2 separate regions of the Homo sapiens genome follow, and region 1 is linked to region 2. The links are chromatin loops, found by intact Hi-C in ENCODE. Cell type or tissue: PC-3. All regions are shown on one strand. Links, peaks and the distances in the headings refer to the core of each region. The heading gives the core; the rest is flanking DNA.

Region 1 (5,310 bases), core at 116-5,115, 130 kb after region 2:
CTATTGTCACTGACTTACTGTGGTGCCTTTCCTGCTCTCTCACTTCCCATTTATTCTGCCTGGAATACCATCTTGTTTGGGAAACTTCCCCTAAGCCCCTAGATTGGGTTAGGTGTCCCAGTGCTCCTGTTGGCTCCTGGGCTCATCCCAGTGGCAGCCCTTAACAGATAGTATTCTATTTGTCTGTCTGCTCTGGGGACTTTGCTTTGCTTTGAGAGTGCACAGATCATGTTTGTCACTCTCTCTTTTTTTTTTTAATTAAACAGTTTTATTGAGGTATAATTTACACACCATAGAATCCACTCATTTTAAGTGTACAATTCAATGGTGTTGCAGTAAATTTACAGAGTTGTGCAACCATTACCACAATCTAGTGTTAAAATAATTCATCAGCTGGAAGAGATCCCTCACACTCATTTGCAGTCACCCCATTCCCACTCCCAGCCCTGGGCAACCACTGATCTACTATAAATTTGTCTGAACATTTCATGTAAGTTTGTAGATTCTTTTCTAAAGATTTGTCTGGACATTTCATGTAAGTGGAATCATACACTATGTATTTTTTTGCTATCTCACTTTTCACTTAGCATGCGGTTTTTGAGGTTTATCGATGTTGTCGTATGTATCAGTAGTTCAGTCTTTTTCCTTGATGAATGCTTTTCCATCGTATGGATACATGGGGACTGTTTTTTGTTTGTGCATTTGCTTTTTGTTTTGAAACAGCGTCTCACTTTGTTACCCAGGCTGGAATGCAGTAATGCAGTGGTGCGATCTTAGCTAACTGCTTCCATGACTTCCCGGGCTCAAGCGATCCCTCAGCCTCAGACCACAGGTAGCTGGGACTACAGGCATGCGACACCCACCATTCCTGGCTTATTTTTGTATTTTTTTGTGGAGTTGGGGTTTCGCCATGTTGCCCAGGGTGGGGACTGTGTTGTATACACTAATATGTATATTGTGGCTAGCTCAGTCCCTGCATATAGTAGTAAGCTCCGCCTCCCAGGTTCCTGCCATTCTTCTGCCTCAACCTCGAGTAGCTGGACTGCAGGCTTCCGCCACCACGCCCGGCTAATTTTTTTTTGTATTTTTAGTAGAGACGCATTTTCACCATGTTAGCCAGGATGGTCTCCATCTCCTGACCTCGGGATCCTCCCGTCTCGGCCTCCCAAAGTGCTGGGATTACAGGCGTGAGCCACCGCACCTGGCCGAAAATGTTTGTTTCTTGAATTAAATTCGTCTTGGGATATTGCAGTTAGTCTGACATATTCATATGCACAGCACAGTCCAATACCTGTGTCTTGTTTTGGCAGTGTCCAGCCATTACTTCAAAGGACTCCTTAGCAGCTTCTTACCTTGCCTTCTTCACCTTGTGTAGATTTTTTAAAATTCTAAAGTGAGAAACAACTTCTTTTTCCTTGCTGTTTTGACCTTATTTTCTTCTCATTATCCAATGCAAATTTGAAGTGCTCATATTTGTCCCAACATGTTGTAAGTATCTCATAAATATTAATGATAATGTAGTAACATATTAATAATCATGTATTGAGCACCTCCTTTACTGTGTACCTGCCATTATTTTAAGTGCTTCGAATACTTCAATGAACAAAGACAAAACTCCCCACCACCCTCATGATGAATGTATTCATATTTGGAGATCCCTAATATCAGCAGTGCTTAAGAATTTGGTCTACATAAACCTTAACATGTTTTTCAAACATTACTAAACACGAGGTCAAAAGACATGAATAAACTCTTCAAACAGGGGAATACAGAAAATTACTCAACACATAGAAAACAGATCAGCCCAATAATAATGAAAGAAATGAAAATATAAACAAACTTATATAAGTTAGTGAAAAAATTATTTTATTATTATCAAAAATAAATAAATAAATAAATAAATAAAAGGCTGGGTGCTGTGGCTCTTGCCTATAATCTCAGCACTTTGGGAGGCCGAGGTGGGAGGATGGCTTGAGCCCAGGAGTTCAAGACTGGCCTGGGCAACATAGTGAGACTCTGTGTCTCCAAAAAAAAAAAAAAATTACTCGAATGTGGTGGCACATACCTGTAGTCTCAGCTAAACAGGAGGGTGAGATGGGAGGATCCTTTGAGCCCAGAAAGTTGATGCTGCAGTGAGCAGTGATTGTACCACAGCACTCCAGCCTGGGTGATAGAGCGAGACTCTGTCTCAAAAAAATAGAAGAAAAAAAAAGAGGAGACTGCACTTTTTGATACACAGAATGTATATACAAAACAATGTTAGTTAAAACAAAAGAGTGAAAAATATTATGCATGAGCTGACATGCATACTTGTATTTGAGAATTTTTTGGTGACCTATAAAATGGAATTTAAAAACTCAGTAGCCACACTTACAATCTGCAATCTGATTTCCTTGGAAAATATAATCTCCATTTCTACCTCCTCCTTTGCCAGTTATTTGCACTAGTATATCAAAAGGACATTCTTCTTTTTAGGTGCTGTATCCAAGCCTACTTCATCAACACAGATTCCCATGAACTGTAGAGCAGCAGGGTCAGAAAGGACCCGGAGACCAAACAAGCCATACTTTCATTTTACAGAGGCAGGAATGTCCATAAAGAGGGAAGGTCTTGCCTAAGGTCTCTCTGCTAGTTAATGGCAAGGCTAGTATAAAACATAAGTTTCAATCTTCTTCAGTACTTAACACAGTCACTGGTACATAGTAGGAATTTGAGAACATTTGTGGAATGAATGACTGACTTTCATAATAGAAGACTGACATGGCAGAATTCATTGGAAAGCTCACATACTGGGAGTCTTGCTTCTGGGCACCCAGCTGAGAGTCAACATCTGAATATGAAAGATTTGGACTCACAGAGCAGAACCAAAACGGAAAACAAAGTAAAAACCAAAACCGAAAACCAAAAAACAAACAAAAAACAAGGAAGGGAAACCTAAAGCCATGGTCTGGCTTGGTAGAAGGCTACTATTTGACTTAAAATACTTGGAACATTAGTAATTTTCATGGGTGTGTCTGCTGTTCTACAGATCTAGGTTCTGGGCAATTAAAAGCTATGGGTTTATTCTGGTTTATTTTAGGCAGCCTGCTGTGGCCTCTTCCTATTGTGGTTGAGGACATTGTGTGGATGGGCAAATGCTTGGCCTCCTATTTGGATTCGAGACTAATGCTCATTATTTTATTTCAAAAGGAAGAAGAGCTGACATAAATAGTTCATGGAGAGTCCTGGTGGGAGAAGGTGATATCTGTCTTACTGCAGAACTAGGGTAATATGAAGAAAACCAACATGGAAAACCGTGTCTCCCTCCTTGTGTTGTTTTGGAGGCAGTCCAGGAAAGGAGGACGGATCTACTTTCTAACTTGTGGAGAGATCATGGGCAAGTCACCCTGGTCTAAGTTTCTTCAAGGTAAATTACAATCCTGATTAAGAGGTTCAGAGAAGGTAACAGACATGAAAGAATTTTGAAAAATATAATATGTTATATTAACTTGTGGTGGTATATGATGGAGTTGAATTCAGCATAGGAAATAATTTTTTAAAAAGCTGTGTTGTGTTGCTACTTCTTTAAAAATGATGGCTAATAAAAGAGAATGAGCAGAGAAGGCCGTGCTTATAAGGAAGGAAGGAAATAACTGAATGATGGGTTTTTACATCATAGAACAATGGTAAAAACATCTTTGGCTGCAGTTTCCTCTTGTCCACTCATCTACCTACCAGCTGCTACTAAACATTAAACATTAAAGCATGGTAAAGAGGACTAAAAAACAAACAAACAAACAAACAAATCACCACCACAACAACAAAAAACTAGGCAATAATAGACCTTTGCTAAAGTTTATCCTCCTTTTCAGCATCCTTTTCTATCAGCCTATAGCCCATCATAGAACCCTGGCAAATATTAAATAGCTGTGGTCGAACAGAAAAAAACAACAGTTTTAGAATTAAGAGTTGGGTGTGGGCCCGAGTTCCTGCACATGTTGGCTGTGTAACCTGGAGAAGTTTTTTGTTTGTTTGTTTGTTTGTTTTTGAGACGGAGTCTCGCTCTGTAAGTTTTAAAAGTCTTTCTTATCCCAGATTTCCTCATCTATAACAAAAGAAGAACAGCCTACTATCCGGGCAGTGTCCAAATGAAATAATGTTTGTGAAAACCCTTTACAAACTGTAAAGTGCATTAGAAATGCCTATATTGTTATTCCGTCTTTTTGCCTCAGTTTCTTCATTTGTAAAACACGGCCAGTGACACCCATTTCACTAGGATATTTTGGTTCCCCGTGAAGCCCTCTGCAAGTAACTGAGTCTCATATTATACCTCACCCTAGATCTACAGCCCCTTATTTCTCTACCATGTAATGGAATATTTATTTCCAGCCTGACATTTTTGTTTTCTATTGTCTTGTTAGATATCACCCTCAGAGAGCTTCCAATATACTTGATAAGTGAAGACCCTCCCATGATTTACCTGCCCACACCTCTCTTTTTACAGGGGCCTGCTACTGTAGAAAGCTGGGACCCATGTTTGACAAGAGGCTCTTGGTTCTCTCCACCAAGAGGATTTAGGCATTCACCCTTCTTCAGACACTCCTGCCATGCTGATTACAGGGAGACCCCAGAGAGGTGAAAAAGCAGAGTGGACCGTGACAGCCTGAAGAACATTAAAAAAGAGCTTGCAGACGGTGCCACTAAATGCCTGAGACACTGAGTGAGAGGAGGGGCCCCATCCACTGAGCTGGCCGCCTCCTGTCTTCCCTCAAAACAGATAGCTCTTTCCATTCACTTCCACATGCGTCTATTCTCTGCCTCTTGAGTGGGCCTGAAACTGGAAAACATCTGCACTAGTTTCGTTTGGGTGTGATTTATAAGGACTCCCTGCGGTCCCCTCTCTCCCTTCTCCTCCTCTTCACCTCTGGGGCTTCGGGGTTTGGTTTTTTTTTTTTTTTGTTTTTAAACAGGCTTGTGTTTCTTGAGACTGGGTCACCTTGATTTATTATGCCCTGGACTCATTAACAGAAGACTCTGGGACAGGTCATTTATTTTCTGAGTGGTAATTTCCTGTCCTACCCCAGCCTGGCTCAGCAGGGGCCCAGTGGAGCACAGACTTATATTAGCTGCACTGTCACCATGGGAGAACAGAATTGAGCAAGAAAAGTTCAGAGGGCAAAAAACATCTCTTAAGAGCTTTTCTCCTTACTCTGATGATTTCCTTCAGAGTCCCTTTTGGTAGCTCCCTGTCTCTCTTTTTTTTTCTCCCTTACCCCAGCAAATGGGATAAAGTTTAACAAGTTGCACGACTGCCTTCTTAAAGGAATAAAC
Region 2 (5,310 bases), core at 224-5,223:
AACTGAACTCGCCTGAAAGTGTAAAACCAGATCCAGTCACGTTAAGTCACTTTAAGAATCTCTCTACAATTTGGTTATCTTAGAACTGACTGCAGCACCCAACCTCTGTTATGAAACTGAATCATTTTAGATGTTTCGAACCTACTAGATTGAATATGAAGTCTCGGAAGGCTGTGTTTCATGATTGCAGCAAATCACCTGTAATATATTTTGTTTTAGGAAAATTTGATTTGGGGGTATCCTGAATTTTTAGCCCTTGGCAAGAAAAACTATCATTCAGCAATTCATGAGAAAACTTTGTTTTCTTGATCCTTAGAAAATAAACTTAGATGTTATTAAGTGTTCTCTGAGAGGATGCAGGAGAAAAGGACATTTTGTCAGCTATATCTTAGAATAGAAATGCAAATTTCAGTTTTGGCATTGTTGACTTCATAAAGCAGTGTTTTGAGGGCTCAGGATTCAGGAAATACAAACAGACATGGCAGAGCAGTTTGCTTTGGGTTGGCAGAAAGCAGGAAAATAACCAGCCTTCTTGGATTGCCCACAGTTTTTGTAGACTCCTCAGTTCTGAGTGGAGCAGAGGGGCATGCTTAATAAAACAGTCAATAAAGAGGCTTTTCTTTAAAGATTTCTGCAACTCCGTCAGAATTCTAAGTTTTCCCCATAGTTTCTCATGTCCCCTGCCATTTTCTTTCAGGTTTTACTTGGGCCATTTGCTGGTTTTGATATAGATGAGGAGATAATGAAATAGATTTACTAGAGATCATCTTTAACAATCACCTTTGATTATGCATAACATTTTAAACTAATTGAAGAGTATCCTTTTGGTTTGGGGGTAAGTGCTCATTGAAGTTCATGGCTATAACCATTGCAGGATAATCTCACTGACATTTGGAATCCTGTTAGTAACAGAGCATAGCTCTTTAGATTAAGAGCTCTGTATTAACGAGCTACTCATTGAGGCTGTTCCAGGATAAGCTGGTCACTGAGAAGGGCGGGTGAAGAAAGGAACATTGCATAAATGTAGAAGGGAACTCAGCAATGCCAAGTCTTCCTCACCTGTGATTAGCCTGCTAATGTGCCCCCCAAAATTACAGACAGGTCTTGCTTTCTTTGTACATCAGCATATTCTTAGAGGTGGCCACTTGGCCTATTGTCTTCCTAAGATTCCTTCATATTCCTATTTAAGAGGTCAGAATACCTTATTGTTTGCACTTGTCACCATTAATTTCTGATGTAGTCACTTCTCTACTGGAGAGCACCCACTTTTTTTTTTAAATCACTTTCTGTGTTGTATATCCTAAGCCATGTGTGCCTTTCAAGTATTTTTAAAAATATGCTAGTCATAGCCCTGAGTGTCTTATTTATTGCGGTAAAAAATTACCCCCAAACTTAGCTTGAAACAACAAACTTGTGATCTCACCCAGGAGTGAGAGGGTTTCTGAGGTCCAGGAATCTGGGGACAGCTTGGCCGGGTGTTCTGGCTCAGGGTCTTTCGTGGAGTTGCAGTCACACTAGGAGCTGGGGCTGCAGCCATCTGAAGCTTGGCTGGAGCTGGAGGGGCTATTAGCAAATTCACTCCCTTGGCCATTAGGCAGGGCTTCAGTTCCTCGCCATGTGGGCCTCTCCATAGGGCCGCTTGGGATATGACTTCTCCCAGAGCAAGTGATCCAAGAGTGAGGGAGACAGCAAGAGAGAATGATGTATACAAGAGCCACAGTCTTTTACAGCCCAAGCTCAGAAGTGACATAGCGTCACTATTGTCATATGGGTCACAGGCTGACCCTGTGTGATGTGGGAGGGGACTGAACAGGGTGTGAATGCCAGGTGGGGGTCACCGGGGCCTTCGTGGGAGCTGGCAGCCACAAGAAGCAGCTGCCTGGAGAGAGTGGCTGGTCTCTGAGAAAGGTCTTGAGGCGATACCATCCCCTTGGTAATTGTAGAGAATCAGGAGAAGTTACGTTATCTTCCTGGGCCTCATTTTATTATCTGACAAATGAAGGATTGGTAGAATGGGTTCCTTCCCATTCTGAGATTCTGATTCTGATTGCAGCAAGAATGGACCTACAGTCTACAGAAGAGCCACATCAGGACTTGCTGTGCATTTCAACTGAGAGGAAAGCTAATCGGGATAATTATTCCCAAACTGAGCTGGACTAAATCACTAGTTAATTCTACAATATTCAGGGCTTCATTCCGCATGTTTGGGAATTGACGACAGTTAACACTGAATTACTTTATTTTGAATTGGACAAAATATGTTGATAGCTTTAGGTTCATTTCAACTTGATTCCAGGCTTAGTCTTAAATCTGTAGTTAAGTTAGAGCATCTGAGTCTTTGGGAAGTTAAGCTTCAAACACAAGTAGACCAGCAGGGTGTGGCATGGGCAGGGTGGCTGGGAAGCTATCCTGCTCCTGGCACACTTCCCTGCCTTCTGCTGTGCTCCCAGAGGAGCAGCCTCACCTCTGAGGGTAAGGCCAAAAATCAGCCTACACTGAGTTACTTGTGGGTCAATTGTTCATATAACTTGGCTCTTCTGAACTGTCATCCATAGTATCACCGATGATCAATCTCAGCATTGGAAGAAAAAGAAACCACAGAGTCCAGCCCCTCTGTCACAACTTCAGAGTAAAGGAGTTGCTCATGCCTGCCAGCCAGCCTGTCCCACCACAGCGGGCTCCCCAGCTTAGGGAGGTCTGTGAGCCATGTGCTAAATTTCTCTTTAGAGCTAAATCCATTGAGTGCTATGATTCCAGTGCTGTGCAGAAAGCAGATGTTTCACCTATCACTTCAGAAAAGTTCACCAGACTTCATTTTGACAGCTACCTTAGATCATCAAGGAGAAAAAGGAAAAAATGTAAAAACCAGTGGGGCTAGAAGGTGAGTTACAGCTCAGATTGGGGGGCCTCTGGATAGCAAAGCAATGACTGAGAGCGTCAGCCCTACCCACCCCAGAAGTGAGCTCTGGGCCGTGATGCCAGGTTGTCTGAAATCACAGTATCTTATTTTTTCTCTTCTCTTCCCTGCTCTGCTTCTCATTTCCTAACATTTACCTGTTCCTTACAGTCCTTCCTTTTAAATAATATTTTTAAAATACTGCTTTCCTGAAAACCATGCTGCACTTCCACATGAAGTTCTCTCTGACGTTGAGCTTGATGGAAAAAGGATGCAGAAGTCAGGAATAGCAGGTGCTATACTTATTTTGGCCAGCAGAGGATGCACTTGCCCTAAACAGTCAGAGTGACTCTTCCCTAGGACCCTGTTTATCAAATTCTTCATGTTTAAAAGCCAGGGTCTGGCCCCCCACTTAACGAGATTGTCTCAAGTGGCATTTCATCTGTAACTCAATTTTACAGAAATCTAGAAAATACAGGCTCCCCCCACCCTCTCCAGCCCCAAAACACAAAGCGTAGTAAGGCTTTCATTGCAAGCATCAGTCTCCATCTAATTCCACTTCCACATATAAAGATTTTAAAATTTCAATTAAAAAAGAATCTATGGTTGATCCTTTGGTTGGACAACAGTAAGTAAATGTTGATTTTAAACTAGTGAGTCAACTACTCTGGCAATGTTGGTGTATCTTTGGAAAGAAGGGAAGTGAATTTATTATGCACCATATGTCCATGTGTGGCACAGCACTTAGCTAAACAGTATTTTGGAGAAAATATTTGGTCTTCAACACACACCTATATAAAAAAGATTAGTTCTATTTCTTCAATATGACCTAAACTTCATCTCAAGTCCAGTTGGTAAGAGAACTATGAACCTGTTTTTCCTGGTCTGTTGTACAACGGTTCCCTTGTGGACTAAACGGTAATGTGTTCTGCATGAATCCAAGCACAACTGACATTCACTGTTTTAAAAAACAAAAAAGAGAAACATTTACTACCTTTTTCAGATCTCATTTCTGATGGACCTGAAAATATTGTAAGTGGGTATTTTCTTCAAATACTCAGAGACTGAATTCTAACATGTAAAGAAAATGCTGACTCACACATGACTCAGTTTGAAGGTTACAGGGAAGACTAAACATTTATTTAGAAGTTACAGTGTTTGTTTTTACAGAGATATGTTGCCACGGATTATTGATTCTGGAAGGTTTTTTAATGCTCATAGTGCTGTACACATCTTGGTCTGTTCTCATGGGCATCTTAGGAAAATGTTTCCCGTAGCACCGGATCCAGCCATCTGTGTGGGTGTCTCCAGGCTGTGATACCGTGCCCCTTGCTGTTCCCTCATGCTCGTGATGAACCATGTGCCTGGGATCCTTCCTCTTGCCAGCTTATCTGTGGGCCTCCTGCAGCCTCGCCTGCCACTGCAGAGGCCCCAGGTTAGGAGTCTGTCCCGCGCCAGCCTGTGCGGTGCTTTCCTGGGTGACTCCTGTTAGGTGGCAGCTTCTTTATTTTCCCTCTCCAACCTCAACGGGTAGGACTCCTTATGTCTCTCCAGAATTATAAAACATATACATTTATTTACAAGTGCATAAATATATAAATATGGCTATAATAGAAAAATAAATACCAATTTTCTCTGTCTCTTTTTTCTTCTTTTTTTTTTTAAAAAAAAAACAATATATAGTCTTTCTGGGATATCAGCTTCTGCCTAAATTGTGAGAGGTGGTGTTTCAAAAGACACACGCACCAGTGGCCCCGGGGAGAGCTGCATTCCAGGTTCCTGTCCTACGTAGGCCCCTACGGGGTGCTGGGGACACCAGTCTCCTCCACTCACTTGGCAGGAGTCAGGACTGTCCACCTCTTCAACTGGCACAAGGCCCAAGCAGCATGGGGGCCCTGAGGGGAGAAAGAGTAGGAACCATTAAAATCCAGATTGACCGAGGAGCCAACACCCAGTGACACTGGGCCAATCTCTATCTGTGGTGGAGGTGGTTACACTGGCTCTGGAAAGGGGACAGAAACCTACAACCGAGACAAGGGCACTTCTGTTCCCTCCAAGGTCTCTCATCAAAACAGGGAGGGCCACTTGCCACCCATTTCCCACTCATGCTGGGACTGTAGAGACTCCCGCACTGAGCCCACACCACAGGAGCAGATGAAGTCAGTGCAGCCCGTGAAACGCAGAAGGAAGCCCTGCTCTTTCTATGTTTAGGCGGCTAGTCCACCCTTTGCTATGGCTTCTGGTTACAATCATCCCACTCACAATCCAGTCCCCCCAGATTGACACGGTCCAGTTTAAATGATGCTGGGTCGAGCTTTAGGACCCAGCATCTTTTAAATTTAATCTCCTAGAGACAGAGTCCAGGATCTGCCTATGAATGGGCACACACACAGAGAAGCTAAGAAACGTTAGTG

Evidence for each region. A loop is a pair of places that touch in the nucleus more often than their neighbours do. Peaks named below come from ENCODE experiments on the same cell type or tissue, not always from the same donor. Only the 100,000 strongest peaks of a DNase experiment are listed, where the experiment ranks them.
Region 1: a loop joins it to region 2, with 6 times the contacts of the local background. A loop is called at or near these places in 11 of 110 quality-filtered maps.

Annotation. Positions count from the first base shown.
Region 1 is chr3:113,151,368-113,156,677 of GRCh38, reverse strand. All of the region lies in intron 1 of NEPRO-AS1 (NEPRO antisense RNA 1), which reads right to left. LINC02044 (long intergenic non-protein coding RNA 2044) reads left to right here. Exons shown (of 4, transcript NR_110823.1): 3 at 3,190-3,406. Among named protein-coding and RNA genes, the nearest start is that of LINC02044, 14 kb to the left of the region's middle. In PC-3, for the core only: no CTCF peak of the experiment used is centred there; no DNase peak of the experiment used is centred there; H3K4me3 peaks cover 710 bases; H3K27ac peaks cover 580 bases.
Region 2 is chr3:113,286,156-113,291,465 of GRCh38, reverse strand. BOC (BOC cell adhesion associated, oncogene regulated) reads right to left here. Exons shown (of 20, transcript NM_001378074.1): 20 at 4,007-4,791. The coding sequence ends at 4,604. It overlaps CFAP44 (cilia and flagella associated protein 44), which reads left to right. Exons shown (of 35, transcript NM_001164496.2): 35 at 1-4,536. It overlaps SPICE1-CFAP44 (SPICE1-CFAP44 readthrough (NMD candidate)), which reads left to right. Exons shown (of 52, transcript NR_183050.1): 52 at 1-4,536. Among named protein-coding and RNA genes, the nearest start is that of BOC, 77 kb to the right of the region's middle. In PC-3, for the core only: a CTCF peak has its summit at 3,217 (motif pointing right); DNase peaks (open chromatin) are centred at 3,195 and 4,055; H3K4me3 peaks cover 439 bases; H3K27ac peaks cover 1,958 bases.